2 separate regions of the Mus musculus genome follow, and region 2 is linked to region 1. The links are chromatin loops, found by intact Hi-C in ENCODE. Cell type or tissue: left cerebral cortex. All regions are shown on one strand. Links, peaks and the distances in the headings refer to the core of each region. The heading gives the core; the rest is flanking DNA. Region 1 holds the start of LOC108168760 (a long non-coding RNA gene). Region 2 holds the start of Acvr1c (activin A receptor, type IC).

The links. Peaks named below come from ENCODE experiments on the same cell type or tissue, not always from the same donor. Only the 100,000 strongest peaks of a DNase experiment are listed, where the experiment ranks them.
Region 2: a loop joins it to region 1, with 5 times the contacts of the local background. A loop is called at or near these places in 3 of 42 quality-filtered maps.

What each region holds. Positions count from the first base shown.
Region 1 is chr2:58,426,001-58,442,056 of GRCm38, forward strand. LOC108168760 (a long non-coding RNA gene) reads right to left here and starts at 14,090. Exons shown (of 4, transcript XR_001783309.1): 1 at 13,578-14,090. In left cerebral cortex, for the core only: no CTCF peak of the experiment used is centred there; DNase peaks (open chromatin) are centred at 6,396, 6,893, 8,248 and 8,720; H3K27ac peaks cover 1,421 bases.
Region 2 is chr2:58,349,409-58,365,464 of GRCm38, forward strand. It overlaps Acvr1c (activin A receptor, type IC), which reads right to left and starts at 8,350. Exons shown (of 9, transcript NM_001111030.1): 1 at 8,200-8,350. The coding sequence starts at 8,272. In left cerebral cortex, for the core only: no CTCF peak of the experiment used is centred there; DNase peaks (open chromatin) are centred at 7,945, 8,638 and 9,004; H3K4me3 peaks cover 1,887 bases; H3K27ac peaks cover 1,658 bases.

The DNA of each region.
Region 1 (16,056 bases), core at 3,057-11,056:
CACAGCACACACAGCACAGCACAGCACAGCACAGCACAGCACAGCACAGCACACACAGCACAGCACAGGACAGCACAGCACAGCACAGCACAGCACAGCACACACAGCACAGCACACACAGCACAGCACAGCACAGCACACACAGCAAAGCACAGCACAGCACAGGACAGCACAGCACACACAGCACAGCACAGCACAGCACACACAGCACAGCACAGCACACACAGCACCGCACAGCACAGCACACACAGCACAGCACAGCACAGCACACACAGCACAGCACAGCACAGCACAGGACAGCACAGCACACACAGCACAGCACAGCACAGCACACACAGCACAGCACAGCACAGCACAGCACAGCACAGCACAGCATAGCACAGCACAGCACAGCACAGCACAGCACTGCACAGCACAGCACTGCACAGCACTGCAGGGCACAGCACAGCACAGCACAGCACACACAGCACAGCACAGCACAGCACAGCACTGCACAGCACAGCACTGCACAGCACTGCAGGGCACAGCACAGCACAACACAGCACAGCACAGCACTGCAGGGCACAACAGAGCTGCACATAAATTCCACATCCCTGGAACTTTATTTTTCCTGGATCTTACTGGGCCCTAAGGCCCCTTTTTTCATCATTCCCCCAGTAGACTTGATTCTTGCAAGCTACCTCTCCACTGCCTTTCTCCAGATTATCCCACTAATGGCAGAATAAATATCATTGCTGATGCAATTTTCTATCTAAAAGGAGTCATGTGCAGACAAATGGCTTATCCCAATATGTCCTTGGGCCAGTCTCATTAGAGAAGCCTAAAGGTTTGAGTGTGCCATTCTTTTCTGAGTATATTAGATTACTTCCGAGAAACTCACTTAAAGAGAAACTCACCAAAGAGCAACTAGGCTCTTGCAAACCAGGAGAAATTTGAGCAAAGGGAGTGCCATGTGAAGTGACTTCCAAATGAGCAACTTGTATAGGATTGTATTTACAAAGCAAGAACCACAGACGGTATAGAAAACCAGATTTGGTTGGAAGAACGAGGTAGGTCACACCTTCAGATCACTCCTTCATCAGAGGAGCCAAGTCCTTCACCTAAAAAATTGTGTTTCTCTCTTTTGTAGTACTATTTTCAATCAGAAACATAAAGGGGTTTTCCTACTATATTCTACACTGTGCAAGATCAGAGAGATCTTGTCTACTGTGTATTTCAGTCATTATTTCTGGGCCTGAGTTAAGAGTAATTGTAGAACAAAAAAATATCTGTTAAATGAAAAGTACTCATTACAGGTACAAAATAATTTTAATTACTTAATTAATTTTTTACACTCCATATTTTATTCCCATCCCCATCCATCCATCAACTGATCCACATCCCATACCCCCTCCCCACCCCCATGCCTCCAGGAGGATAACCCCACCTCCCACCGTATCTGACCTCTAAACTCCCTGGGGCCTCCAGTCTCTTGAGGGTTAGGTGCAGCATCTCTGAATGAACACAGACCCAGCAGTACTCTACTGTATGTGTACTGGGAGCCTCGTATCAGCTGGTGTATGCTGCCTGTTTGGTGGTCCAGTGTTTGAGAGATCTCGGGCATCCAGATTAATTGAGACTGCTGGTCGGTCCTTCTACAGGATCACCCTTTTCCTCAGCTTCATTTAGCCTTCCCTAATTCAACAACAGGGGTAGGCTGCTTCTGTCCATTGGTTGGGCACAACTATCTGTCTCTGCCTCTTTCATCTGCTTGTTGGGTCTTCCGGAGTGCGGTCATGATCAGTCCCTTTATGTGAGTGCTCCATAGTCTCAGTAATAGTGCCAGGCCTTGGGACCTCCCCTTGAGCTAAATCCCTCTTTGGGGCTGTCTCTGGACCTTCTTTTCCTCAGGCTCCTCTCCATTTCCATCCCTGTAATTCTTTCAGACAGGAACAAGTATTACAATCTAACAAGTATGAGTATATACCCTAAAGGTTTAAGTCCTATAATAAAAATAATATTTAAATATCTTCCCTACATTTTAAGAGACTTTCTCATCTTGATCAGGAAGAAAGGAAATATGTTTTTACTTATCCCACAGACATATTGCTCACTTAGGAAGTAGACAATGACCACAAGTTGAGCTCCTTGATATCAAAGTCATTTCTACTTTGTTATTACCTTGGCTAAAAATCTTATTCTTCTAGACACACTATTTGGATTCCGTGTTACAAATATTAGTATGATTACACATAGAAAAATAAACCAGATTTTCAAAGAATTTAATGTATAAAGGGGAAAATACACTAGACTGAAAATCAGTACATACAAAATATATCCTGTTGCAAGAGAAAACATAAGGATAAAATTAAAATTTAAAAGATGGAAGCTACTAGAGGTTCTACTTGGAGTGATTTTATCATTTAATAAAATAAGTCTTCAGATGTTTCTAAATATTTGAAGAACTGTTGCAAATAATAGTATTCTGAGATCTGATCCTGAGCTTGAAGCTAAAAAGGAGTTGATGTGTAGCCCCTCACATCCCTTAACTGACTAAAGAGGAAATATTTCTCTAAGGTGAACAACAAAGAGAAACATTAATTTACTTGCTTATAAATTATCTAATTTCAAAGTAATATTTAAAGATTTATGTGTGAGTGTGTGTTTGCGTGTATGTGTATGCATATATGAATGTATGTCACATGTGTGCAAGTGATCACATATAAGTTGTCAGATTACCTGGAGCTAGATAGAGTTACAGGCAATGTCAACTGCCTGACCTGGGTGTTAAAAACATAGCTCAGGTCCTCTAGAACAGTAACAAGTATTCTTAATTGCTGAACAATGTCTCTAGCTCCATGACTTTTAATGAATGCTATAGATAGATGTGTACACTGAACATACCAGGATTCTCTAATTAGGTGTTTTGTTTTGTGTTTTAAACATTTAGTGTGTGTGTGTGTGTGTGTGTGTGTGTGTGTGTGTGTGTGTGTACTTTTGTTTATGTTATTTGAAATGAGTTTCTTAAAGTCAATGTAGTTCAATTTTACTTTTAAATTGGAATGTTTAGACCATTTACATTTAATGTACTATTTTCCTATTTTGCCTTTTGTTTCTCCTATCTTCATTTGGATTACCTTTTGTAACTATTTTGGCTGCTTTTACAGCAAAGAGAAAAGCAAATATGCTTGCTTATGCATTGTCCAATTTTAAAGTTACATTTAAAGATATATTTGTGTGTGTGTTCATGTGCACACATGTATCTGTGAGTCTGAATGTACACCACATGTATGCAAGTACCCACAGAAGGTATTGAATTCTCAGGAGGAAGAACTATATGCAATAGTGAACATACTATCTATCTTCATAAATGGTATTTTTTTGGTTGCTTGATTATAGTGCTGGAGGTGAACCCAGGGCCTTGTACATGATAGGCAAGTACTGTACCACTAAGCTACCACCAAAAGCCCCATGTCAAATGTTTTATTTAGTTGATTTTTTTGTAAATTTAGTTGATTTTTTTGTAAATTTTTATATAAATTCATTTTATACAAATATGTTCATATATGTCTATAATATATATAAATTTGATTAAATCATGTTTACCTCTATTTGTCCTTGGAATTTCAGAGAGGACAGAGCTCAACTGATAAAGTGTCTTACATGTATAAAGTCCCAGCTTCTAACCCCACCACAGAAGATATTCAGAAATTTCCAACTATGAATGTAGGTGATCTTATATCTCCTTTTAATATTTTCAGCCTCTGTTATTAGGTCCATGCATAAATACTTGTGGGATTTGTCTTCCTGATGAATTGACTCTATAAAAGAGTTTCTATCTAGCTCTAGATAAAATTCTCATCCTGAGATTCACCATTTCTAATAGTCACAAAACTATAATGGGAAATGAGAAAGAAGTCATTTACATTTATGAACATCCTGGCTTTTCCAGTTCTTATCCCTGCATTTGTCCAAGTGTGCATCTAGCGTGATTTCCATTGACCTCAGATTACTTTAACATTTTTTACTTTTTATTATCATCATCAGCATCATCATTATCACTATTACTATTGCAGGGGAAATTATTTAAGGTGAATTCTTTCAGTTTGGATTTATTTGAAAATGCTTTACTTTAAACTCATTTGTAAAAGATATTTTCACAGGGCATAAAATTTTGGGCTGACAGTTTTATTTTCAGTACTTAAAAAATGCTGTTCCGGTGACTTCTGGCTTTCATCATTTCTAATGAGAAGAATACTTTCACATCTGTGTTCCTCAGCACATGGTACATCTTTTCTCCCTAGCCACTTTAAATATATACACCTTCTTACCAGACTTTGGCAACTTGGTATCATATTGTTAATGTTTATAGAGTTTTACTAAGTGTTAGATTCTTGGGTCTTGTTGGACTCTTGAAATGTTTGTACAAATGACATCCCTTAGATTGGAATAGTTTTGCAAGTTAGTCCTTCAGTACATTTCTATCACCCCTTTGCACTGAGACTCTAGTTTTCCTGGGTCTTAGTTGCACGAACACTGTCCCCAAGTTACTGCAATCTTCTCAATGATTCTAGTTTCTCCCCCTTCTGGAATTTATCCTGAGTAATTTTGATCGCCAGGTCTTCAGAATCACTGGCCTTTGGAGCTCCATTGGCTGACATTTTAGGCAGTGCGATTTCTCGTTGGCTACCGCAACTTCCAATTCTAAAAGTTTTATTTGGCTCTTATTCTATTCTATCTCCATGTTTATATTAAATTTATGTTTTCTCTTAAATCCATGAGCATAGCAAGCATATCTAAAGCAGATGCATGAGTATTCTTGAATCACTGTCTCCTCCTTATGCTCCCTTTGAGTCTGAATGTCTATTTTCCCTTTCTTCAAGTGTATAAAATTACTATTTTTATTCCATACTGAATATTGTAGATGTTACATTGCTGAACATGTGATTTCACTAGATTAGTTTAAGTAATTTTGGACCTTGACCTACATTTAATTTTTTGTGTGTGAGTCACTTTGTGATTGAGGGAACTTGCTTCTATTGTTCAGAGTAGAGCTTTAAGAGCCATTGTTCTAAGGTGGTTCCAGCCACATTACTATGTCATAGCCGCTCTTGAGTTACTCTGAAATGTCGCATGTACTCAATAAGGCGTCATTATTCCGGCTCTGGTAACAACTTCCATCCATGTGTAAACTTAAGAACTTATTTGACTTGACGCATCTTCTTTTTTTTTAATTAGGTATTTTCTTTATTTACATCTCCAATGCTATCCCAAAAGTCCCCCATGCCCTCCTGACCCCCACTCCCCCACCCACTCACTCCCACTTCGTGGCCCTGGCGTTCCCCTGTACTGAGGCATATAAAGTTGATGCATCTTATTGTATTGTAACAGAACATATAGGTTAGATAATGTGACAAAGGACAAGTATATATTTTGTTCAAACTTTTCAAGGCTCAAAGGCATGAAACTAGTATCAGTTCAGCTATAGGAAGGGCTTCATTGAGGACGACACCACAATCATGTCACAAGTCAGGAAAACAAAGAACAGCTAAAGACCCACCTGAAGCCACACCTCAAGAGATCCAAACACTTCCCATGAAGCCTTGTATCAAAGGTCTCGTCACCCAAGGAACAAGTCTCCAACACAGGAAACACTGAAGGTGACCTCAAGCACTGTATCCGTTAGGATTACTTATTCCTGAGACATTCTTCCTATCCAGCCTCGCAGAATTTTATTCTATGTGTTTGCAAGTCTTTATTCAGCCAAGACTCAAGCATATCTCTGTACACATATACATCGTCTGTGGTCTTTCTCCATAGTTTCCTTCTCTCTGTCACCCAGCTCTACCATCCAACTGTCTCTGACCCATCAGCTCTCCAATAATAACAAGAGAGTTATATGATTTATGAGAACTTAGGCCTTATAATTGAGGCTTGTTCCCACCTAGCCTGTATAACTTAATAACTCCTTCATCCTAATCCGCTTTTGCCACATGGCCCATTATCTCTTATTCAGTCAGTCCCCACACCTGTTCCTTCCACCTCCTCATTCACCAGGAACATCCTTGATTCCCTCCCAGAGTTTGTGTCTCTGCCTGGACATCCATCCTTTTCTCTCCTGCTCTTTTATAGGCCACCATCTGTTAATTCAACCAATCAAAAGAGAATGGAGAAGATGGTTTACAAAATCTGATGCAGGTAGCAATTAGAATTACAATGCCAAGGTCCAGACAGGACTCAGCTCTCAGCTGACTCAGAAATCAACCTTTGAATAATACAAAGACAACCTTTCCACAGTGCACAGGAAGATTACCCCAACACAGCTCTGTGAATCCTCACTGCAGGTTTCTCCAGGCTCCTTAACTAAGCAATATATGGAGAATATATGTGCCGCACAGATGGAGAACTGGGGGCAGGTGGAGTCGCCATCTGCACAGCTCATAGGTCTAGCGTATGCGGCTTGCTTCATCTGTAGGCTTACTCATTTGACTTGCTCTCTCCCAGAAATCTGGTGCGTCTAGAGCACGGTGTGTCTAGAGGTTTCCTTCTCCTAGGTAGTCCTGCTTCACGTGTGGAGATAGAAAACTGGCTTTAAATATTCCAGCTTGTTTTCTGATGTCTACTGTGGGAGGGTGATTAATTATGGAGGGACTCTCACAGTCAAAAGCAGAGGCCTTAAAACTCTTAAATGAATTTTATTATCAAATGGAAAGAAGATTAATTCGACAAAGTGGACTAATTTCAAGGTGAACTGGTTCCCTATTCATTGTCATAACAAGTTACAACAACCTTAAGGGCTTACACAACATAAATATGCTAATGCTTCCAAAGATGGGGCCAGGGGGATGGCTCAGTGTAGAAAGGCACCTGCCACCAAGCCCAACAACTTGGCTTTAATTCCTAGCACCCATATGGCAGGAGAGAACCGACTCCTCTCCCTATATGAACTGTGGCTCAGCTCCTTCTAAAATGTTGTAACAAAATTGTAACTAAAAAAATGGGGTGCGGGACTGGAGAGATGGCGGTCGGGGTTAAGAATAGTGTTGTTTTATGAGAGACTTTATGCTCTCTAGAATCCTTCAAGGGCAGCTGGCAAGTATCTCGAACTGCAGCTATCGAGGATCTTACATGCTATTCTGGTCTCCAAGGGCTCCTGCACATATGCACACTTACACACACACACACACACACACACACACACACACACACACACACACACTTCTAAATGGGAGTTCTATAGATCAGAAGGCGAAATCCCACCAACAGAGCAGCAGGCCCTCGTACATTCTGCCCCGGAGGCTCTACTGTAAGAGAAGCTGTTCCTTTGCCTGTCACCACTTCCAGCAGCTCCTGCCTCTCATCTTCAAAGCCAGTCAGTCACACTGAACCCCCTTCTGACTCTTTTTCCACCACCACATCTGCCTCTGCTCTTCTCCAGCTCCCTTCCACTTTGTGAAGGACTCAGTGATTGCACAAGGCATGATCAGCCCTGCTCTAACTTCTACTGATTAGCAACTATAATTCCACCTGCACTGTAAGGTCTGTTGGCTATGCAACTCTACCTTATCCACAGTTCTTGGAATTGGCACAGTCAAGAGCTGTGTGCCAGTCACGTGGGATGAATAAACAATTCACCACCACACCCATGAATTTTCATACTGGACTTGACTTCAGATCTAAATCTGAAATAACTCTTTAGGCAACTTTAAATCCCCACCGTTGAAAGCCTTAAGGATAACATTGGCAAGAGGCTGTCAAAACATAAAAATTAGCTTCCACTTACATTTCTGTGAGCTAGAATATAGATGGGAAGGAAAATTAAAAATTCACATATGTTTTTATGTAGTCACAAGTTATAGCTCTATAAATAGCTACAGATATAGAAAGGATTACTATAGTTCATCTCACACATGGTAACGGAAGGCTTCACTCTGAAGCTATTATCAAGAGGAATACACACCCTTCCTCCAAGGCATGGAGTAATTTTGGTTTATATTTGGTTTATATTTGGTTATACTATTCATTTTTTCATGTGGGTCCACATTAAGTGTCCTGCCCTTAAATGTTATCATCACAGCCATGGGGTGTAGCTTGACACCAATGTTACATGGTCACCTCAAGGCATTATAGGTAGTAGAAGTGAGTAAAGCTACTCTCCTGTTGACTATTAAAATGTGAGGGGAGAAACCTTCCTTTATATGTTGCACTATGAAACACTTCAAGTGAATCGTAAGTCATCTTGTGTGGGGAGACATTGGCACAGACTCTTAGTCAAATGTCAGAGAGCTTGCTCATTTTTCTCTGGTTTATCGCCTCCTCTTATTTTGCAACATCTTCAGTGTGCTCCCCTATAGCTGGGTATTTTCTTCCCAAGCCATCCAAACATTTCAAAAAAGGCAGACCTCAAAGATTTTACTCCCTTGTAGCCACTATTCCTTGGTTGGGGGGTGGGGAGGGGAAAGATGTTTATAAATACTTATAAATTGAAGAAATAGCCACCAAGTCAACAAATGCTACTCATGTTCCTGAAATGGTATGTCCTCCAGAAAATGCATATCTTTCTGAAGTCTTTCTTTTATGAAAAAAGCCCTTTCGGATCGTGTGTGATATGGCTCATGGCAAACATTAACAGAGATTATGGGTGTAAGTAACTGCAAGCAGAAAGAGTCTCTATGACTTCCATGAGTCAGCAGATTCTCCAAAAAGCTCTCCAGTCATTTATCACACTCCACACTGATGATGTTACTACCCTGTCATTTTGATGCCACAATGACAAAGCCACCCATGCTCAATCTTGGGAGGTGCCATTTTCACAGGAGAACAACTTTAATAAGATGTGCACTCAGTTTGTGCCAATAATTTTGATTAACACCTTCCCTTTTATCCTGGAGTTGTTTGCTTTTCTGGTTTCTGTCTTTTCTCTGCTTTGTCACCTCCACTTGAAATCTTTGCTTAAACTTCATTTGATTGGGCCTCTTTCTGTATACCATGCTGGCCACTGTCACTTGAGGATTTATATGCAATTTGTGTGCCTATGGATGTTAAACAAACCATGCATAACTAAACACTTACTTTGTTCCCTTATAAGGCAAAATTCATGTAGAAATTCTGAACTTCAGATTCTCTGGAGTCCGCACGGTCCTTTAAATTTTGATCAGTTTTACACAGCAACCCAGAATTCTCATATGGATTATAAAAACAGGAAAATTTTCCAAGACAGGGTCATCATTCTTCAATAAGCTAGAATGTATTTGCGCATGTACTAACCAGTGTTTCCCTGACCCAAGGCCTCATGTTCGTCTCTGCCTCTCTTGCTGATTAAATGGAAAAGCTCTGGTGTTTTGGAATCGGAATGATAAGGCTCTTGTCAGCTTTTGTGCGAGCCTCTAAGTTTAATGTCCAGCAATGAACACAATGGCAACAATGAAAACAAAACAAAACAAAATGTCTGAATGGAAAAAGCCCTAGGAAAAAGTCCCACGGCAAGGTCCAGCAGTGTTTATGGCATTATTATTCTGCGTGCATTAAGAAAGGAGGGCAAACAACCACTATTTATTAACTACCAAGTACACATGAAATGATACCTGCTATGGGGAAGCTTTCTAGAAGAAAAAGCAGCGGTGGGAACAGCCCAGGGCCGAAAGCTACACACAGATAAGGACAGTTTCTCTGCTGGACAGGTAGTGAAATCACTTCTGGCCTAGGAGCCATAAACCCAGCCACGGCATGGGAAGACGCATGCGCGTGCGGGGACAAAGCCAGGGCAAGAGATGAAGTCACTGCGGTGGAGGAATTCGAGCGCAGCAGCGTGCACAGGACAAAACTCTGAAGCTAGAGGGCAATGCCATGGAGGTAAGGATTCAGAAGATGCAGTTCTCCACATTTCAATTTCCCCATCAGCAGCTGGGATCGTAAATGCCTCTCACGAGGCCACTCTGAGAAACAGCCATATTAAAGGACTATATGAGTTAGTGTGAAACTCGTAAATGTTTAACATAGAGCAAATGGCTTGTAAGACAGAATTCACCCTAAGGAACTTGGTTATGGTGGTATTAAAATGGGAAAATATCGAGACAGAAGGCCAAGGCAGGGCTGGTTACAGGGACCATACCTGAGCCTGCTGACTATACTGAGATGGACCAGTTTCAGCTGCAGCACTGAAGAGATATACAGGCGACGACAACATGGCACCTATTTAAACCATTCCTGAGTACTCACAACCTCAGAGAAATTGTATGAACATACCATCATTCAGTTGTATCAATAATATTCACTCAGTACCAATTCTGACTATTGTCTTGCCAGCACAAAAACAGCTTTTATTAAAAACTCAAATTCATTGTTTTGATAGCATCTGCTTGACTCAGAGTATCAACAAATTATTCAAAAACAAAAAGGTATACATGAACAAATAAGGAAGGGACCCAGATATATATATGGATATATATAATCAATTTATGAAGAATATATATATATGTGTGTGTATCTATATATATATATATATGTATCTATATATGCATACACACACACACATATATATGTATACATATGTATACATGAGACAAAGAGGTAAGAGGAAAAGGGAAGACCAGTCCCACAGTACTGTATATATATATATATATATATATATATATATATACACACACACACACACATATGTATATATATATATATATATATATATATATATATATATATATATGGAGAAAGAAAGAAACACTAGATTACATTACAATTTTGTACTACTTAATGTATTTCTCAGTCTATAGATAGATCTATACACTTTACAAATTGGAGTGTATTCAGGAAAAGACCAATTACTTAAATTTAATTTTGAACTGTGGTAAGAAAAACTACTTAAGAGAAACACAGCAAGTAACAACTTTTGTTTCCTTTTCTCTGTTCTATAGCTGAGGGGCAGAGAGAAGGGGCGGGCCTATCATGTTGTCAAGGGAAACAGAACAGACAGTCAGATGGACTCCTTTTGGACAACTCTGCCCTTTGAGAGCCTGACCCACTGCTGTTGAAAGGGAATTTTTCTCAAAATAAATGCATTTTCTCAATGCTGTTGCAATTCTTCTCTGAAGCACGCTGCCCTACGGCACAAAGCTCCTTTCCCCTTTTTGGATCTTGCCAAGTTCACCCTCTGGAGCCAACAGCTTGTTTACCAGACATGGCATCAGGGACCAAGAAATCCCAAAAGCTGGAGACATGGTCTCATACACATTAAGATTAGTTAATGCCAGCTTTCAGCTTGGTCTGAACTCCCAAACTTTCACCACTATAAGAGAAGAGCAGATTCATAGTGAGCTTCCCTAACCACAAAGTGTTCCAGAGGAAAAGTAGAACTCTCTCTGTGTATGGCCTTCATCTTAAGTCACTCATCTTAGTTGAATTAGGTTAAGCTACATCAGTGAGTTTAACAGGTGCCTGATTTGGAGGGTTCAAAGACTCTTGAAATGTTTCCTTAGGCTTTTTCTCCCATATTCTCCATCTGTGGGTATTGGGTTTTCAGAAATTAGCACTTATCAGATTTACTTTGGGAGCTTGTTAAAAAAACATATTTAGCTTATTGACTCTTTATTGTATTTCCCCACCTAGCGTCTAATTCTATAGATCTGATATACTAGTAAACTCCATATGTAGCTAGTGCTCAGTTCATATTTGTGTCACTGATGTAAGGACCACAATTTAAGAACCACTGTTTGGAAGGAAGGAAGGAAGGAAGGAAGGAAGGAAGGAAGGAAGGAAGGAAGGGAGGGAGGGAGGGAGGGAGGGAGGGAGGGAGGAAGGAAGGAAGGAAGGAAGGAAGGAAGGAAGGATGGAAGGAAGGGAGGGGAGAGAGAGAGAAAGAGAGAGAGAGAAGAGAGAGAGAGGGGAAAGGAAAGGAAAGGAAAGGAAAGGAAAGGAAAGGAAAGGAAAGGAAAGGAAAGGAAAGGAAAGGAAAGGAAAGGAAAGGGGAAAGGAAAAGGAAAAGGAAAAGGAAAGGAAAAGGAAGGAGGGGGAGAGAGAGAGAAGAAAGAAAGAAAGAAAGAAAGAAAGAAAGAAAGAAAGAAAGAAAGAAAGAAAGAAAGGAAGGAAGGAAGGAAGGAAGGAAGGAAGGGAGGAAGAAAGAAAGAAAGAAAGAAAGAAAGAAAGAAAGAAAGAAAGAAAGAAAGAAAGAAAGAAAGAAGAGGGAGAGAAAGAAAGGCCACAGTTTTGGTCTTTACACGGGGCCAAGGATAATGCCTGTTGTCCCCAAAGAAGTTGGCAAAATGCATAAGTCATACTTGTTGGGTAAAGTACTCTGAATTCTTACCCAGTGATGAGGAAAACCCAGGTCTAGACTGGGCCTGTTCCAGCACTACCTAACACTATGAAGATCAAAACCCACAAGAAATAAACTATTTCCAAGTGACTATTCGGTAACAACATTTAAAGATATTTACAGAAACACCAAAATATCTGATATCCAGTAATACAAATTTTATAATGTCTAGAATCTAAAAAACAAACAAACAAACAAACAAACAGGTTTATAGGGAATCCAGAAACTATAACCTACAATTAGAAGAAGAAAAATTAACCTAAGTGAACCTGTGACTGACATAGATGTAAAGATTGGCAGACAAGGACATTAAAGCAATTATCCTTACCGTATCTTAACTATATTCAATATTGGCAACCATGGAATTAAAGAAATAATGATATTTTTTAATGCTTATGATGAGCTTACAGAGATTAAAAATTTCAACATAAGAGATGAAAAATGGTTTGAGGAGAATGAATGATGCATAGAGCATTGTAGGAAAGACTGATGAATTTGAAGACCCCAGAATAGAAACCACCCAAAATAAAACGTGAAAGAAAAGAAATGCGGTATCCACCGATGATCTGTGGGACTTCAGCAGCCTAAGTAATGCATGAACAACTGGAGTGTCCAGAGGAAAGAAATAGTCACTGAAAAGACTCATCACACACAGCACAAGAAAGGTAAGAGGACAGCAATCCTTCATGGGGGAAAAAACACAAACAAGAAAATAACACAAGGAGTTCTTAACTGTACTTGAAGTTGGTAACTCAGAAGTCTAAGCTCAAAGAAGCAAAGACTTTCCCAGATTTGCAAAAGCTAAGAAATTAATTATCCCAAATATCCACACTAAAACAAATGTGGAAGGCAAAACGGGAAGGGTGCCAGGTAAAAATATGGAGTACTGCAGTAGAAAGAGATCCCCTGCTCACTTATAAAACGACTCCCAGAAGTTTACAGCCTACCACCCAGCTTCCTCAGGATAACTGGGGATTCCCCAGATGAGCCTCTTTCCTCCAAGAGTCACACCAGAGCAGACAGAAAGGAAAGAAACCAGAAGCCCAGGAAGACTCGTGGATATCTCGAGGTTAGCAACTTTACAATTATCTTGACTACCCCAACCAGGGCTACTTGATAAAGTATAGTCAAAGTTTTTAAGCTTGAATTGACTTTTAAGGAACTGTCACTTTCTGAATGCACAATCTATTGCCAAGAAATAGAAAAGTGCAGTATGAACATTGGAAAGGCCAGCTGAGGAAACAGTAAGTACTGGCTCATTTAATCACCATAGCAAATCATGCCCACTTACTAGAAGAAGAAACTAGATCCGAAGGAAGTGACTTGTCCTAAATTAAACAGCTGCAAAGTTGTAGGCCTGGGCTCATCACCAGGGCATCTGTTCATGGACTCACTGTTCTTAATGTCATATTGCAGTCACAGATCTGGAAAAGAGGAGGAAAAACATTTTTGTAAGTCGGAAGATCAGCTAAGAAGGTTCAACATCTAAATAATAAGAACACAAAATAGAAAGAAACACAGAGACAAGGAGAAAAATCTTTTAAAAATCAGCTGAGAAAGCTATAAGGTGAGATGATACAGCATATCACCACCCCCAAATTCTAAATGTCCAACCTGGAATGCTACAGTCCTGAACCCTTAATTGGATATGAGTGTAAAACAAAGAGATTTCTAGATATCAAATGTTTAAGAGACTTCACTCCCCACATATTCTTTTGCAGAAAATCATGCATAGATACATGTTAGCTATAGATAGATAGATAGATAGATAGATAGATAGATAGATAGATAGATAGATAGATAGATAGATTCATACATACATATATACATACACATATACATAGGTAGATACATAGATACATAGATGGTAGATAGGTAGGTAGATGATAAGTAGGAAGATAGATATATAGAAAGATAATAGGTAGGTAGGTAGGTAGGTAGATAGATAGATAGATAGATAGATAGATAGATAGATAGATAGATAGATAGATAGATAAGATACTGGCAACCATGGCTCCTATACAGGAAAGGGCCAGGGGAATTAAGAAGGGAGCTGTCTGGAACAGAGGAGTAACAGGTGGACACTGCAACCAGAGCAGCCTGGAGCTCAACAGCAGGCTGCAGGACAATTCCTGCAGGAGAAGACGAAGGTTGACTTGAGTGGATGAATTTAAAAGAACGAGTGATAGTACACTATCACTCATAAATGAGGAAGGGAAGAAACCCATCCAGACCTGGGGATGTAGCTTAGCAGCAGAGTGCTTAAGTAACATGGGTGGGGTCCTAAGTTCGAACTCTGGGGGTTCAGGTGCACACATATGTGCATGCATGCAAGTGCTCACACACACATGCAGGTGTGCACACACACACCCCATTTACTTTAGGGAAAGCAAATATTGTAGAGTAAGAGAAATGGAATCATGGGTGGGGAACATTACTGTAACAAAATCAAGCAATTGGCAATGACTTAACACAAAATTATAATCTCAAATACTCTAGGTATGAAAAGCTGTTTCTGTCTGCTAGTTTATGGGTTTCTAACATACACACCTCTGCAAGGCAAACCCACTGGGCACATACTAGGCACTCAAGTCAATGAATGGATCCAGGGAGGAAAGAGATAAAAACACAGGCAAGGCGAGGGGGAGAAGGAGCTGAGAAAAGCTACAACCTCTTCAGTAGAGCTGGATAATAATGGCTGAGACTAAAAACAAAATCAAGAAGTAGAAAGACCATTATGCTATTTCAAAACAAAGGCAATGAATGACCTTTAAAAAGTAATAGGGGTTGCCATTAGAGAGGAGGAAGTGATGGAACAGAGAGATACCAAGGGACTGCGGCTTTTTATTGTAACTGTAGAGGTTGCTTCCCTGTTGTTGTTGTTTTTAAAGACAATAACTTAAAAAGTATTAACATTATAAATTGAGAAAAGTAATTATCAGCCACCCACCAAGTCAGTTGGTAACTAACAGACTGACCTGGCCTCCCAAGCCAGAACAAAACAAAAACGGCCTTGTCTCTAACATTCCAAAGTCTCTCACTGCATAGAGGTATCTAGGGAAATGACTCCGTGGGTAGAGTGCTTGTCATGTAAGCAGAAGGACCTGGGTTGGATCCCCAGCAGTGGTGTGCATAAAAGCTGGCATGTATCTATAACCCCAGAGCTGGATGGAGCAGGGACATAGTCAGGCAGGTACCTAGAACTTACAGCCAGCCAGGCCCCACAATTGAATGGGCTTCAGGCTATGAGACCCTGCTTCAAAAACCTCAAAAAAAAAAAAAAAAAAGAAAAAAGAAAAGAAAAAGAAAAAAAAAAGGAGACTATGAATTCATGTCCTCATATGTGAAAATGTGAATTACTTAGGTTTTGGAATACTGTGCCTAGGATTCTTGACAGGGGCAGAATATGAGGTGGGAAGCTTTCAGTGTTAGGGTGGGGGTGGAATTAAGGCCAAAGTGGTCAGTATGATACAAACTCATGGTGATTAGGAGTCCTTCAGTGTCTCCAATTTATGAAGAATATATGTGTGTGTGTGTGTGTGTGTGTGTGTGTATCTATATATGCATACATACACACACATATATATATACATGTGTGTGTGTGTGTGTATATATATATATATATATATATATATATATACATACATATACATATGTATACATGAGACAAAGAGGTAAGAGGAAAAGGGAAGACCAGTCCCACAGTACAGTTGCTAACATTCTAGAAATTAAAAAAAAAAAATACACCCCAAAATGCTCATTTGATCTCT
Region 2 (16,056 bases), core at 3,318-11,317, 76 kb before region 1:
TGAGTTGTTTATAAATAAAGTTTTATTGAAAGGCAGCAAGCAACACCTATCCAACAAAGACTTTAGGACACTGATCCTAAAGCCTGAATGTATGTGCTACTAGATCCTATAGGGACAAGCTGCCAACACTTGATCTAAGGTACCATTTCAAGAAACCAAACAAAATAAATAAATCAAACCCAAAGTAAGCAGCAAAAACGAAATGATGAAGCTGAACAAGGAGGAAAGTGAAAAATGAATCAATAAAAACGATAGCTATATATTTTGAAGAAATCAACAAAATTGATAAACTTCTAGCCAGATTTGCCAAGGTAATGAAGAGATGGAGTTCAAATTCCCAATGTCAGAAATACAAAAGGGAGCACCCAGAAAATGGGTGACAGGTGATGAGCTATTACAAAATCCTCTATGCTGGTGAAAAAACCCCAAGTGTCTTGAGCCTGATTCACTAACCCCCAACTCTTTGAAAGAGGTCCAAGTGTTTTACTGAGGGCAACGTTCTGCACTCTGCAGAAAGCAAGGCCTTTTAGTAAAAATATAGCTAGAGACCATCCCTAGGAAATAGTTTCTTTAAAAAATTAATTCCATTCAAGCACACATTTATTATCTTACAAGGAACCTTCTAATTCTAGAACTATCCTTCCACTTTTCCAAGTTTAGTACATTGTCTATTTCCTGGAAATACATATTGCAGCCTGTAAGTGGAGTTTAAGTGAGAACACGGTCTTACTATAACTCTAAGAGCAGGGAAATGTTCAGAGAAGAATTTTTTACTCTTGAAGAGTGGTAATGGGGGTGGTAAAGAAGAAAAAAAAATACACGTCTAGGAGAGCAGGCCAGGAAAGTGTCATCAGACAGAACTGTGAGCTGTGAGGAGCTAATACTTTTTAATATATTCTGGCTCTGTTTTAAAACAGCCTGTTTTATAAAAAAAAAAAAATAACCATTCTAATCTGGATTACCACTCTCTCAATTACCATCTTTTGGATAAGCATGCATGTATGAAACATTTTGCAATAGAATTACCATTTCCCAGGTCCTGATGGGCTAGATTTTGTCTTGTCCTATTTTTGACCACACACACATACACACACATACACACACACTCACAAATCTTTCTTTAAATCAGTCATGAAGTTGTTCAAAACTTTTAATCAGCACACAGAGATGTGGCACCTATCACTGTCCTTGTGCCTTGCCATGAAATTAAGATGACGAAACAGACTTGGGAGGGGGCTGCAGTTCACCTTCAAATTTTGAGCATTCCAATGGTATTTCTATGTGAAAAGTTTAATGAAAAACTAGATTGCTCTAATTTGGGACGTATAAGTCATTGCAAATTTAAATTGTTTTAAAAAATAATAAGCAAGCTCTTGAGTCATACTGAATGATTCAGCCATGAATTCTTGAGAGGATTAATTTAAAACAGCTCCAAAGACACAGTCATGCCTACTCTCAGAAAAACAGAAGAGAATAACAGAAAAGGTAAGTGATTTTAGAGGCGGGGGATGGGGGTGGGGGGAGTGAAGAATCAGAACAAGTAGAACCTTGCTAGCCAATCAGAGCAGGGATGCACAAGAGGGGAGGTGGCCTGTGGACTTGGGTGGAAGCAGTCCTCAGAACACATTTCACATTCTCACCATCTCCTTCTCCCTTTTCCTTCTTACTGAATTCCTAAAGGCAAGTAGATGTTTGTATTGTTCACGTTCTAGGGACCAGGAAGCCCTCACGTTTTGAGATCCAACTCTCAAAAAACCAAGAAATATATAGAAGTCAGAGTCATAGTTTTGTCTTCTCCTTCAGAAACAAATCCAGAAAAAGTTACTGTGGCCTCAGCACAGAGAAGGAACTCTGCATTCCTTCCCAGAGACCCAGTGCCTGTGCCTTACTTCACATCATTGTCACCTGTGTTCCTCACAGTTTGCCTGAGAGCTGTACTAATGTGGAAAGGAACCCTGGGGGCCTAGATCTGCCTCTTCCATAGTGCCTACTTGTCAAACAATTGGTGGCCTTGAAACGATATAGTGTCCAGATCTAGAATTCTGGGTTATCCGTGCCCTACATGGCTCCCTCATTGATTCATTGACTGTTGAATTAGTAGGGATTTAGGAAGGTAGAGTATATTGGAGTTATGCCATGCAGTTATGGGCTACATAGCAGGTTACAAAAAGTTATTTTCCTTTGTTCTGACACAACCATCCCCCTTTTCTAGGTCTTCCTTTTATTTTATTTTTTTTTCAATTTTTTTATTAGATATTTTCTTTTTTTACATTTCAAATGCTATCCTGAAAGTACCCTATACTCTCCCCACACCCTGCTCCCCTACCCACCCACTCCCACTTCTTGGCCCTGGCATTCCCCTGTGCTGGAGCATATAAAGTTTGCAAGACCAAGGGGCCTCTCTTCCCAACGATGGCTGACTAGGCCATCTTCTGCAACATATGCAGCTAGAGACACGAGCTCTGTGGGTACTGGTTAGTTCATATTGTTGTTCCACCTATAGGGTTGCAGACCCCTTCAGCTCCTTGGGTACTTTCTCTGGCTCCTCCATTGGGGGCCCTTGTGTTCCATCCAATAGATGACTGTGAGTATCCACTTCTGTGTTTGCCAGGCACTGGCATAGCCTCACAGGAGACAGCTATATCAGGGTCCTTTCAGCAAAATCTTGCTGGCATGTGCAATAGTGTCTGTGTTTGGTGGCTGATTATGGGATGGATCTCCGGGTGGGGCAGTGTCTGTATGGCCCATCCTTTCATCTTAGCTCCAAACTTAACTCCTTCCATGGGTATTTTGTTCCCTATTCTAATAGGTCTTCCCTTTTAACCAAGGAAAGGCATTTGAACCAAGATGATATTTAGGTTTTCCTAATGTAACATATAATATATATATATATATATATATATACTATATTATATATAGTGTACTATATTACATACTATATAATAAAAAGTGTTGCTTTTATATTACTTATGAACGTATCACATTATCTTTTTATTTTATGTATATGAGTACACTGTAGCTGTACAGATGGTTGTGAGCCTTCATGTGGTTGTTAGGAATTGAATTTTAGGACTTCTGCTCACTCTGTCGGCCCAAACATTTATTTATTATTATACATAAGTACACTGTAACTATCTTCAGATGCTCCAGAAAAAGGACACCAGATCTCATTACCGGTGGTTGTGAGCCACCAGATGGTCACTGGGATTTGAACTTGGGACCTTCAGAAGAGCAGTCAGTGCTCTTGCCCGCTGAGCCATCTCACCAGCCCTCACATTATCTTAAAATAAAAAATAAATCCTTAAGTTTGGTAACTGGAAGAAAATAAATCTTAATATAGAGCAAGCCAAAGCACCAAAAGATCCTGAAGCAACCTCCAAGATGGCGCAATAAGGTGCGGCACGTCATGCCCTTTGTTCTTAGAAATTTTGCTTTGTTGCTTTAGTTTATCATCGATACTTGAAAATTCACTTCATCACTTGTTAAAAATAAGTTATTTCCGTATGAGAGAGTTTATCTAGAGCCTAAGAATCCGTGAACACAGCATGCTTACATGAAGGTGGGGCCAGCCAGCTGGTAACAGCAGTCATAGGTGGAGGCTAAGCCAGAGTAACAGTGAAATCGCCTCTGGCGGCTATTTTTACATTCTGGCTCCTTTCCCAAAAGCCTTGCAATAATTCTTTTAAATTGTGGCCCCAAACCACAAATTGTGTTAGACAGAGCAGGTCCTAAGGGGCTTGACTACCTCCCTAATCATGACCTTGTCTCATTCCCCAACCCCTAACTTTCTGATTTGCAACAAGCAACTGATTTGCAGTAAGTTAGACAAGAACTACTGAGAAAAATCAGTCAGTTGGGTGTTTACTACCTGGAAGAATTCCCCCTAAAATAGAGAAAACACAAAATATTACTCAAAAGGAAAAAAACCCTCAAATGGCATTGATAAATAACAATCACTTTCAAAAGACTACAGATTTGAGTGAAAACAACTGTTTCGATTCAACAGTCACTTCCAGGGTTCCTAGAGAATTATATTTTTCTCCTCTGCCTAGGTTCTTACGTTGAGATATTCAAAATCAGATTCAAAAAGGCTAGAACTGCTTCTGGCCACACAGGAGCAGGGGAACTTCTTGTTCAAAGAGCTCACAGTGACCTATCCTGAGATGCAACCTGGGACAGAGGCAGAGCCAGAACAAAAGTTCTAAGAGACCTGACACAGAAATAGGTCTGTTCTGTTCTTTCAATAAAAAGAGCCAGGAACATGTGCAGCAAGAATTCATATTATCACAGTATTTCTTTCTTGTGAGCTGCAAGCTAAAGACAGAGAGTTCCCATCTAACTGAAATTTACACACACACATAATATTTTGTTTGTTTATTTTCAAGACAGGGTTTCTCCATGTAGCCCTGGCTGTTCTGGAACTCACTCTGTAGACTGGGCTGGCCTTGAACTCATAGATCTGCCTGCCTCTGCATCCCAAGTGCTGGGATTAAAGGTGTGTGCAACCACTGGTCATCACAGAAACTGATTTTTAATCTATGTATGTCTGGTGCTATATCAGTGACACATGAAGACTAAAAATTTATTCATTATTTACATGAAACTCAGTTTAACTGAGTCTGTGCTTCATTTACTAAATTTGAGAGCCTGGCATATCTTTCAAAATTATCTGCAAATGGACTTGGCTCAGAGTTTTTGTTTGTTTGGTTTTTGTTTGTTTGGTTTTTGTTTTTTGTTGTTTTTTTTTTACCATTAGCCCAGACATGTCCTTCAGACCCCTAAAACCAATTTATTTCTTAAGATGTACACTTTAATGTCTAGTGGGCATTGAAAATTCAACTGAATAATCACCTCCATTAATCCATAGCTCAGCTCCTGCTATCTGCAGATGCCCCTTTCTCTCCCTAGACTAGATCCCTCCATAATCTCTCCTGCCCCTGACAGGTCCATTGCTTGAGTTAAAGATTGTCCTTCTTAATTACAATGTTCTGCCACTTCAAATAACTTTCTGTAATTTTCTTTTTGCATAACGTACATGAATCAGGAGAGCTCATGATTTTGCATCCCTGTAAGTCTGAGACCAGGCAAAAGCCTTGGGCAGTTCAGATGATGAAGAAATAAGCCCCAAGGGTGCCCACACATTTCTCCTCTGCCAGAGATCTCTCTTCCTTGGAACCAGAGTGGTTCTTGCCACATTTGTGCCCATCAACCAATAAATGCCTGTGCCTAAAGAAGGGCAAAGGTGGCAACAGCTTCTGCATTTGTAAGCTCGGCCCAGGTTTTCCCTTCCAGAAGCTCCTCTGAGAACCTCTGTGAACTGATAACTCCTGCTTGTGGGGGAAACATCTCACCGCCTGATACCCTCAGCCCCATAGCAGTTATTAAAGGAAACACTTAGCTCTGTACTTCTAGAGAGACACCTCTTTACTGACCGAAGGACAAAGGAGTGGGGTGACATCAAAAGAGAATGCACAAGATGTAACCCTGCAAGGTCCCGGTGCAGCTCAGAGAAGAGGATCCTGGGATATTCCTGCCTGTTCTTTCTTTGTTTGGTATGAACAAGGAGTGTTGTCAACGCTATGAGACTTCATCCTATCAAACAGCGAGGTGTCTAAGAGCCACATAACAAGAGGAGCTCTTTTAAATAATGTGTGTAGATCAGTGAGTAGGGTTTCTAAGATTCTGCCAGCTCTATGACTCTGGAATCAACTCTTCTGTGACTTCATGTCACCTCAAAGGTAACAAAGATGCTGGAGAGGATCAGCCAAAGCAAAAATGGCCAACTACTTTATCATGGTTTCAGATATTCAGGGCCACTTTGAAAGCTGGTGTTTTCTGTAACACAGTCTCACTATGTCTTCCTGTCCAGAACAACTTCCCATATACCGTGCCAACCATGTCAAGTGCACATGTATAAATGCTCAGTAGGGTTAATGACATAATTTTCAAAAATAGGGTAGAAAGCATTTGAGAACAAAAATTAAATGTTGGGGAGGAAACTACCTAGAATTCTGTTATCAAAACAGCAAAGAGGGCCTGAAGCCACAGTTCAGTGGCTAAAACACAGGGTACTCTTATAGAAAACACAGGTTCATTGCCAGGACCCACCTGGTAGCTCACAACCATCTGTAACTCAAATTCCACAGGATCCAACACCTTCTTCTGACCTCCTCAGGCACCAGGCAAGCACATGGCACGCACACACACACACACACACACACAGAGAGAGAGAGAGAGAGAGAGAGAGAGAGAGAGAGAGAGAGATGTTCATATATATAAAATAAACAAAGCTAAAAAGGTCATCAAAGAATTATATAAAACCTGGGACAAATAACGTAAATATCAACACGTGTTGCTATGTGAGGCACAAATAGGCTACAAGTTCCAAGAAAATCTGAAAGTAATTGTATTGGAAAGAAAAATTGGCCACAAAAGTTTAATTTTAATAAGGTTGCCACTATTGTGACATGTTAACTTCCATATTATGCATTTTTCTATTATCTCAGTTTTTAGGAAAACAATCAGATTTAAGTGGAATATATATCATAATGCATATATATTGGATTTTAGTGTCAAAAGTTTCTGTGCCTTGTCAAAAACATGTGGAACATACTTTATTATGTTGTTGTGCCTTAGTTTCTGTTATAAGACAAAATGCATCTCTCAAACATACATTAAAAAGTATAATTATTTCTTTCTATTCACCCAAATTAAAAAAAAAAGGTAACTTGGTTAACCTAGACAGACAAGTAGCCAATGCAAACTGTGAAACCTGGAAGCTGCTTTGGGGGTTTTGTAGTTTGGGGTGGTAAATTCTTTTCGGTTGTCAAGAACATACATTCAGCACCCCAAGTTAGCAAAATGCTTGCCCATGTTCTATGAGGACGTTGGCACAGTCGATTTCATTCCCACCGATGAATTTTGTAAGCTCCGACACCCCGCCCCCCAACCATCATCCTCCTGGCTGCAGTAGAGTGATTGCTTTCCTAAAGATGGCTAAAATGTTTTCATCCTCCAATTTTATCACTTAATTCTCTCCAATTATCGCTTTTTAACTTGAATATTGTTCTTGGTAATTCTCTCAGGCCATCTGAAATCTGTACATGACAGCAATCATACGACTCAAAACAATCTCTTGCACATGTCGCCACGAGGAAACTACCCACCCTGAGTATAGCTATTAATGTCAAACAGATTGTCATCTGCAAAAAAAAAAAAAAAAAAAAAAAGCATCAAAATCAGCTTCGGACAAAGTACTGCTTTATGGAAAAACACCAGGTTGTTTTGGGATTTTGGGGGTTTTTTTTTGTTTTGTTTTGTTTTTTTAATGTACAAATGTCTTTAATGTCTGGTTGAAATTTTTAAAGAATGAATTAGGTTGGAACCTGTCCCTGTTCTCTGAAATCCAGGGCAATGTACAGAGTATAGTTCCAGAGCAGACTTTTTTTTTTTAAGCAAAGATACATTTGCCTCAGTTTCTAGTAAACATCGTAAAAGAAACGTTTGGATTCTAGCTCGGGTCGAGGACTCTATTTAGCCTATCGCAACACAGACCTGTTATAAACGCTGGGACGCTTGCCATACCCCCACTTCCGGAAACTGAATTTAAAAAAAAAAAATCATACCTCGAAAGCAACATGCATTGTGAGCTACGCGTACGTAAGCCCCTTTCCTGCCTCCCGAGATTGACACCAATGGCCTTTGGAATATACTTCACCTCCGAAAACTCAGACTAAGTTGCCAACTCCTCCCCCACCATGCTCCCACCCTTGGTGCGTCTCTCTCGGGCTCCACACAGTGCCACCCCCAGAGCGCACCTGCACCCCTCCAAGTCTCTGCAGTGTGAAGTAGTGGCTCCCAGATCCCAGCCAAGCAAGCACCTACAAATGCTCCCCTACTCCCTCTGCTGCAAACTGTCCTCAAATTAATCACCCACCTCAGTCCCACTCTCCAAGCCCCACGTCCCTGTCTCCTTTCCTCCCTTGATGATTTCGTCCCCCAAACACCTGTACACCCACGGCTGCCAGACATCAGGTGCCCACGCTGCGCCCTGCCCTACGCGCTCTCAGCCCACTGATGTTTCCCCATTAGGCTTCCCGGACGGCCACCTGGCCCAGAGTACCTTCCGTCACCTCTGATCACCCGCAGACCGCCCCCACTGCCACCCCCACTAGCTTGGGAAAGAGACACCCACTATACCTGCCGCAAGGTCGGCGGCCAGGGCCACCAGCAGGAGGGCCAGGCTCAGTGCGGAGCCGCGCGCTGGGGTCATGGCCACCCGGCGGCGGTGCAAGGCTTCGGGGTCCCAGAGCGCAGCCCGCAGCGCGGGCCGCTTTGAAGTTCCCGGGGCGCGGGAGGGGAGCGCAGCCGCGACACCCTTCGGAAGTGCGCGGTTGGCTCTAGTGACAGCGGGCGCTCCCCTCCGCCGCCTCCCCCATCCCACGCCCCCCGCGGCTGGCGGCGCGCCGCTCCTGCCACTGGCCCCGCGGGCTGCCTCGAGGGACCGGGCCCGCCCCTGCCGCGCCTCCACGGGTACGGCTGCCAGCCACCCTCCCGAGGGCGGGGCAGGAGACCGAGGGCGGAGGGGTGGCGGGGAGGTGACACCTCTTGTGGGCGAAGAGAAGCGGGCCGCGCCAGGTCCCCGAGATTAGCTTTTCCTTGTGGGGGTGGGAGTGGGGGAGTGGGTGAAGGAGAGCAAAGCCCAGCTGAGACTTTAAAGACACGTAGGACGGCAGCAGCTGCTTTCTCTACAGTCTCCTACAGAAGATCCACCTTTCTAGATCTCTCCACATTCATTTATTCGTCCCCTAAATGTAACTAGCCTGAGCCATGACAACACCACAGGCTGTTCCTCCAGACCTGCCCCACCCTGACAACCCCAGCTCTTGGGTCTGTGAAAGTGCTCTCTCTCTCTGTGACTCCCTGAAAAGGACCCCAAGCACCATTGCCTTCAGACCACACAGCTCTGTTTTACCAAACAAACTCCATTCATTCCTGTCCTCATCTCAAGACTTCATGTGCCCTATAAAAACGATGCACAAAGCTGAGACAACTGTGCCAGGTGGCATAGCCATCTATAATGAGGAATGGAAGTAAAGGACCAGACACAGACACAGACACGTAGAAGGTATCTCTGCAGTTACAGAGTTAGCAACTGGAGGAGGGAGGTAGTTAAAGAAAAGAAAAAGGAGAATTGCTCACCATCACCACCACCACCACCACCACCACCACCAAACTTGCATCCTCCTGCAAAAGCTTACTAACAAATGGCTGCTTCCCATCCAGATCCGGGCCCCAAGATATAAAAGTAGCCATCACCAATTAAATAGAAACAAATATAAACTCCATTTACTCATGCAGCCTGAAAGGGAAAGTGAATGGGATTGTTTTCATTTGAATGACACACAAAACCAAGACTACAAAGCCTGTGCTATCACTGGTGGTAGAAGGCTCCTCCGAAGCGCTTGAGTCACATCAATTAATTTCTTTAGAGTAAGAGATACCTCTTCACCTATCTCAGCACTAAACGGCAAACGTTCTTTCTGAAGCTTGAGAAAACTCTGTAAAGATGCCTTCGCTGTCAAAGGATGATGGCTCTGTTGGAGGCGGGATGCGTGATGGACTTTGAAGCACGAGAGTGGCAGTCCTGGGGGACTTTTGTACCACCAAGGAGGATGAATCAAAACATCCCAGAGTATAAAAAGACTTCATGCTCATTTCATCCTGGATCCAAACCCCCCCCAAAAAAAAAAAAATGGAGATGTGGTACACATCTGAGCCCTTCCAGACACCCACAACTAGACACTTAAAAAAAATTAAGCAAGAAAAGCCCAGTATACTGTGGCGTTGCCCTGGCCCACAGCTGGGTTCTACTTTAGTACTGAACAGGCCAAAAAGTGACAGTGTGAATATGTGGCAAAAGCACTCAGCAGACACCAGGTGTTTAAAATTAAATACTTGTCTTTAATACAGAAAACTGTGTCCTCTGCAAGTTGAGATGCTCTTATTTTCTAAGAAAGAAAGGTTTTTAGGCCAAGAAGTCAGATGTTGAATAACTTTTAACACCCCAAACGAACGCTGTAGTTTTCTCAGTCTGATGGTGCACTGTCAATATGGTCTCTACAAACAGCAGGTGGGTATCCAGTGCTTGCAAAGTGTCCATCGCAAATCGATATGGGCTGTACTTACAAAATCCATACGATGTTGCAAAGACTCTGTGCAAAAGTAGAAATGTAAGATACATTACAAATGAACAAAATTTGCCTTGTTTTAAAAGTCAACACTGTAACGTTTTGGCAATTGGAATAAATAAGTCAGAATGTATGTGATAGGGGTCTCATGAGACTATAAGAGACGCAAACAAATGGTCCTGTCTCCAAGAGACATCATACCCATCAGAAAATGTACTTTTTTGTACAGAACATGTACTTTAAAAATGTTTTCTCATATACATTTATTTATTTGTGGTGGGCTCTGTGTGTGTGTGTGCACATATGTGTGTGTGGGGGGGGGGGGGCATTTAGGCTTTCTGCCAGACTTTGCAGGGTAAATGCTGAGCCACCTCACCAGCCTCAAGACTCTTCCTTTTGATGGGGTACTAGTGTAAAATAGAAAACCTATTCTACTATGAGTCACATACAATTGTGCACAGCACATAATACTTGATAACAATAAATAATTGTTTGGTTTACATATGTACTACACTATATTTTTTATTTTCAAAGTGCACCCCATCCATTTAGACATATTTATATCCACCTGTAAGGTAGCTGCCCCTGGCAGGATCTTCAAGAGGGTTCCAGAAGAAGGCAGTGGCACAGTAGAAGGTGGCAATCCCACGCATGTATTGACCATGGAGACCTTTCCTTGGGGACTGACCATTTAAAGACAGGGTTTACCAATGATAACGAGAACCTTGACCTTATGTAGGCTCTGAATCTTAGTTTTAAAGGCAAAAGAGGTTTAAGAAGTAAAAGTGGGTCAATACGATGATTCTGCAGATAAAGGCACTTGCTGCCAAACCTGACAACCTACACTTGATCCCTGAGCCCCACATGGTGAAAGGAGAGAACCAACTCTCCAAATTTGTCCTCTGATCTTCACATGCACTATTATTCCCTCCCTGGATGGATAGGTAGACCGATCAGTAGGTGGGTGGGTGGGTAGGTATGTAGAGGTAATAAAATATTTTAATAGAAGTGAAATTTTAAGTAGACTAAAGCTTACAGAACAGAGATATAAATAAAGAACTATATTATTTGTGTTTTAAGTTAAATAACATTACAAACAAGTCAAAAAGTTTCTGTAGTGGCTATTCCTGGTTGTCAACTTGACTATATCTGGAATGAACTACAATCCAAAATTGGAAGGCTCACCAGGGACCCTAATCTGGAGACTGGGAGATAGACGTTTCTGACCTGGATCTTGGTATGGAGATCTTGAGGCATAGTGGCTATGGATTCCAGAAGATTAAGACAGGGAGATCTCAGACACACACCTTTAATCTGGGCTACACCTTCTGCTGAAGATCATATAAGGACATTGGAAGAAGGAACACTCTCTCTCTCTCTCCTTTGCCTGCTTGCAGTGTGGGACTGAGCAACTGCTAGATCCTTGGACTTCCATTCACAGCTGCTACTGACCATTGTTGGGAGTTGGACTGCAGACTGTAAATCAACAACAAATTCCTTTACTATATAGAGACTACCCATAAGTCCTGTGACTCTAGAGAACCCTAACTAATACAGTTTCCAAAAGAATTAAGGTTATTAAAGTTACTGTAAACTGGGCTAAATTTATTATTAAAGAACAGTTTTATATATATATATGAACAATTATATATATATATGAACAATTATATATATATATGAAATTTATTGTACCCTATGTGTAAGGTATTCCACAGTGAGATTTAATGGCTTCTTTGAGCTCACTGCTCACTCACAAGTAGCCTGGAGCAACCCCCAGTCCTTTGCCTGGAACAGATTTTCTTCTTGGGGAGTGCTCCATGTACGTAGTCACAATGTATTTCATGATGGCTGCCTATGTTTGGATAGAGTTAGGCACAAAAGCAATTAGTGTTCTGACATAGTTGTCTAGAGAATCAGTTCAGAAACATGCTGTGAGGATTTGTAGCACAGGACCAAAGGTTACACCATATAATATAGGTGTGTAGGAGGCCACACTGTCTAAGTTCAGGTCATTCTCTATGATGGTTCTGTAACAAAGAATTTGCCAAGTGAATCATTTCTAAGAACTTATTCCTTCATAAGGCTATCATTGCTATCTACTATTAAAATTAATGCTATTTATCCCTTTTTACTTTTTAGTATGTGCTGTGTTTTGCACAAGTGTTCCCTTCAGGTTCATGTGGTAGAGGCTCGGCTGTTCTCTGTGCTGCTACTGGCATGTGGGGGTGGCTCTAAAAAGCAGAGTCTAAAGGTCTTTGGTTGTGGGGACATATCCCCAAGAAAGATAGTGAGACCCAAGGCCTTCCTCTTCCTCTGTCTTTCACCTGCCATTTATGAGGTAAGCTGTTTAACTCTGTCACTCCCCCAACCCATCTTAATGTACAGGTCCAAAGCAACGGAGCCAACAGATAGCACTCTGAAACCTCTAACCATGTGAGTTAAAATAAAACCCATCAGGACTGGGGAGATAGCTCCATCCAGAGATTGCCTGGCATGTAATCACTAGGGCCTATTTCAGATCCCACGGGCCCACATGAGGGCACAAATCTGTAACCCCAGCCCTTTGAAGGTAGACGTGGGTAGATTGCAGGTGCTCATTGGCCAGCAAACAAAGCTGAATTGATGAGGTCTGGGCTCAAATGAGAGACTCTGTTAAAAAAAAAAAAGGTGATAAATGATAAATGAAGACTCAAAACTCAGTCTTTCATGACCTCTGGCTTCCATGCCTGCACACACGGACACTTACACAGACACACACAGGAACATGTGCACATAGCATAGAGAATCCGATTATCTCAGGTTTTGCTGTATTTGATAGAAAAACTGATGTGTGTGTGTGTGTTCTGCCTGTACCCTGTGTGTGCTTTTTCAGAGGCCAGAGGAGGACACAGGATGTCATTCCCTGTCACTTTACACCTATGTCTCTTAATACAATGTCTCTCTTTGAATTTGGAACCTACCCTCCCACCACCTGCCACAGCCACACCCCCACCCCAATTGGACTGGCTACTATCTAAAACAAACAAACAAATAAACAAACAAACAACCCTAGCAATCTTCCTGCTTCTTCCCCAACTCAGTGTTGGGGCTACAGGCCTGAGTGTAGCCATGGCCAGCTGCTTAGCTGGGTGTTGGGGACATAATTCATGCCCTCATGATTGCAAAGCAAACATTGCTCCTTACTCACTGACCAATCTCCCCAGCCCAAAAGTAACTTGACACAGTGTGCCTAGGAGAAATTGTATATTGCATATGAGGCACACAATCTACCTCTTTTGGACAGTTTTGGCTTAAAGAATTCTTATGGCATGGTAGAGTTGCTTACCTTGTCTTAAGAACTGTGTTTTTTAAAACCAAAGCTAAAAGAACAAGAAATATTTTTCTAGTCAACAGACAAATATTCTTGATCTTTAGAATTTTGTGTGCAATGGTTTGTGATACAACCTATGGTTAATATGTCAAATATTTAAGTTCCTAGGCTAGACTCATCAGTTATGAATACAAAGAGATCTTTTAAAGGATCTAAGCTTGGTTCCCAGCACCGATGTTAAACAACTCACAACCATCTGTAACTGCAACCCCAAAGAATCTGACCCTTTTCCTTTTCTTTTTCTTTTTGGCTCCATAGGCACACGCACTCACACAGGCACATCAATACACAGACTCACGCACATAGCCACGTGATTTTAAAAATTAATCTTTAAAAAATTAAGTTCTTAATTTTAAGACTAGTTAGTCTACACTAGGTTCTTAAAGGCCATATTTCCTATCTTTTATGAGTATTAAATATCAATACCATGAAAATGTTGAAGAAAATAATTAGCCACTGTAAATGTATTGAATCCTCAAAGCTGGCAAATTATAAGTTTGGCAATGAAAAATGCTCTTAATATGTTAGGGTCCTTAATAGCATCTTCAAGGAAACTGAGAGAAGATCTTTTGATGTTTCCCAATTTATATGTGGAGTGTACACACACATACACACACACACACACACACACACACACACACACACACACACACACATACACACACGCACACCTTTATGGAAAAATTCAGTCTTAATCTTTTAAAATTAACTGGTTGGTTGGTCTGTCTCTCTGTCTGTGACAGAGATCCATTAGCCATTTAGGCAAGGCTAGCCTTGAGTTGATTCTCTTGCCTTCAACTCCTAGGTGCTGAAATCATAATCGTCTGCCACAATACCCAGCTTAAATGAACTATTAATAATAAAATTATCATCATAGCATATGAACTGTTTCCTCTAATTTAATATAAACAATGGAAATCCACATTTCATGTGATAAACATGTCTTTAATATTTTTGTACATAACAGAAAATATTTCATATGCAAGACTTAAATTTCATGAGAGAGAAATTTACACACAAATATGTTTCTCAAGATTTAACGTCTCCCGTCCCTTAATCATCTAGCTGTACATATCCATTGCCATAGCAACTCGCTACCATAACTCTCAGATTCTCATAACCAAATGAAAACAAATAATTAAAGGGTTCATAACCCTTCACTCAACAGACTTTGTGTAAATCTTATGCAAGCAATCTAAGCCAGCATCAGGACGTTAAAACACAGCAGTACAATATATTTGTAGAATATCATTCTACATGAGTAAGGCGGACAAACTGGTGTAATAGCTGAATATGAGGGCTGTTTATCTGAGTGTTTTTTTAGAAACTTTTATCATATACATTTCTTACCGCTACCCTTTCCATAAACTCCAAGGTTGTCTCCATGCATTTCTCATTTCCTTTTGAGTCATTATCTTATCATGAAACGAACATACAAGAAGTAGGCACACTACACTAACCTGCAAGGCACTGGCAAGGCTTAATCTTTTGTTTTGCTGAAACTTCCCTTCACTAACCCTCTATGACCCTGACAGAAAGTCTGGTGTGCCATCTCCACATATCTCAGATTTCAATTTCAGAAATCCCTGAACTGAGAAGGCTTGGATGTATGTCTATTGTCTTTAAAATCCATTTACATACTATAAAAAGGTCTCAGTGTCCACCTTCAATGAGTGTACCTACCACACAAGTCAGCTTACATTTCATAAGTAAGAAAATACACATTAAACCTCTTGTGAACACAGGTGATAAAAGGAGATTGGACAAGTACTTAGCTCAGCTACGGCTTGGAGCTTTAAGGCTGTCTTCAGGATTTTAATTTTTCAGTTTGTCCTGCCTTCTCTGGACCTCACTCTTTTACTGGTTTCCATACCCTCCTATTACATTGTCTGTCCTCTTATTTAATCAGTCAAACTGTTTGAATGACCTCGGATGAGGTACACTCAGTACCAGCCCTGGGAGAGGCTGTGGAGTTCTATGGAAGCAAACCAGTGCCACTTAGATCATTTCCTTAGAGTGGATCTGTAATGACACCCTACACAAGCCGGGTCATCAGGAGGTAAGAGAGTTAGATGACTCAGTGCAAACCTACCAGTTTCTGGGAAATGAGCTCAAAAAGAACAACGTTATTAAAATGCCAGGCCAAAAAAAAAAAAAAATGGGTTTCTGATCATCTTAAGTCAAGAAGTGGATAAGAACCTCAGTGGGAAACGAACAGCCATCAGTCAACAGTGGCTATTGAGAACTTGACATGTGATTTCTGGCTGATATGTAGTGTACAGGTTAAATACATACCAGATTTCAAAGACTTAACACAGAAGAAATGCTTAGGAATTTATTAATAATTTTGCATTCATTGCATGTTGAAATGATAATATTTTATATACTAGGTTAAATTAAATATTAAAATTAATTTCACCGATTTTAATGCAGTCAAGTAGAAGTCTAGATTTCATTTATGAGTGTCTCTGTATTGTCAAGGGAAAATGGTACTCT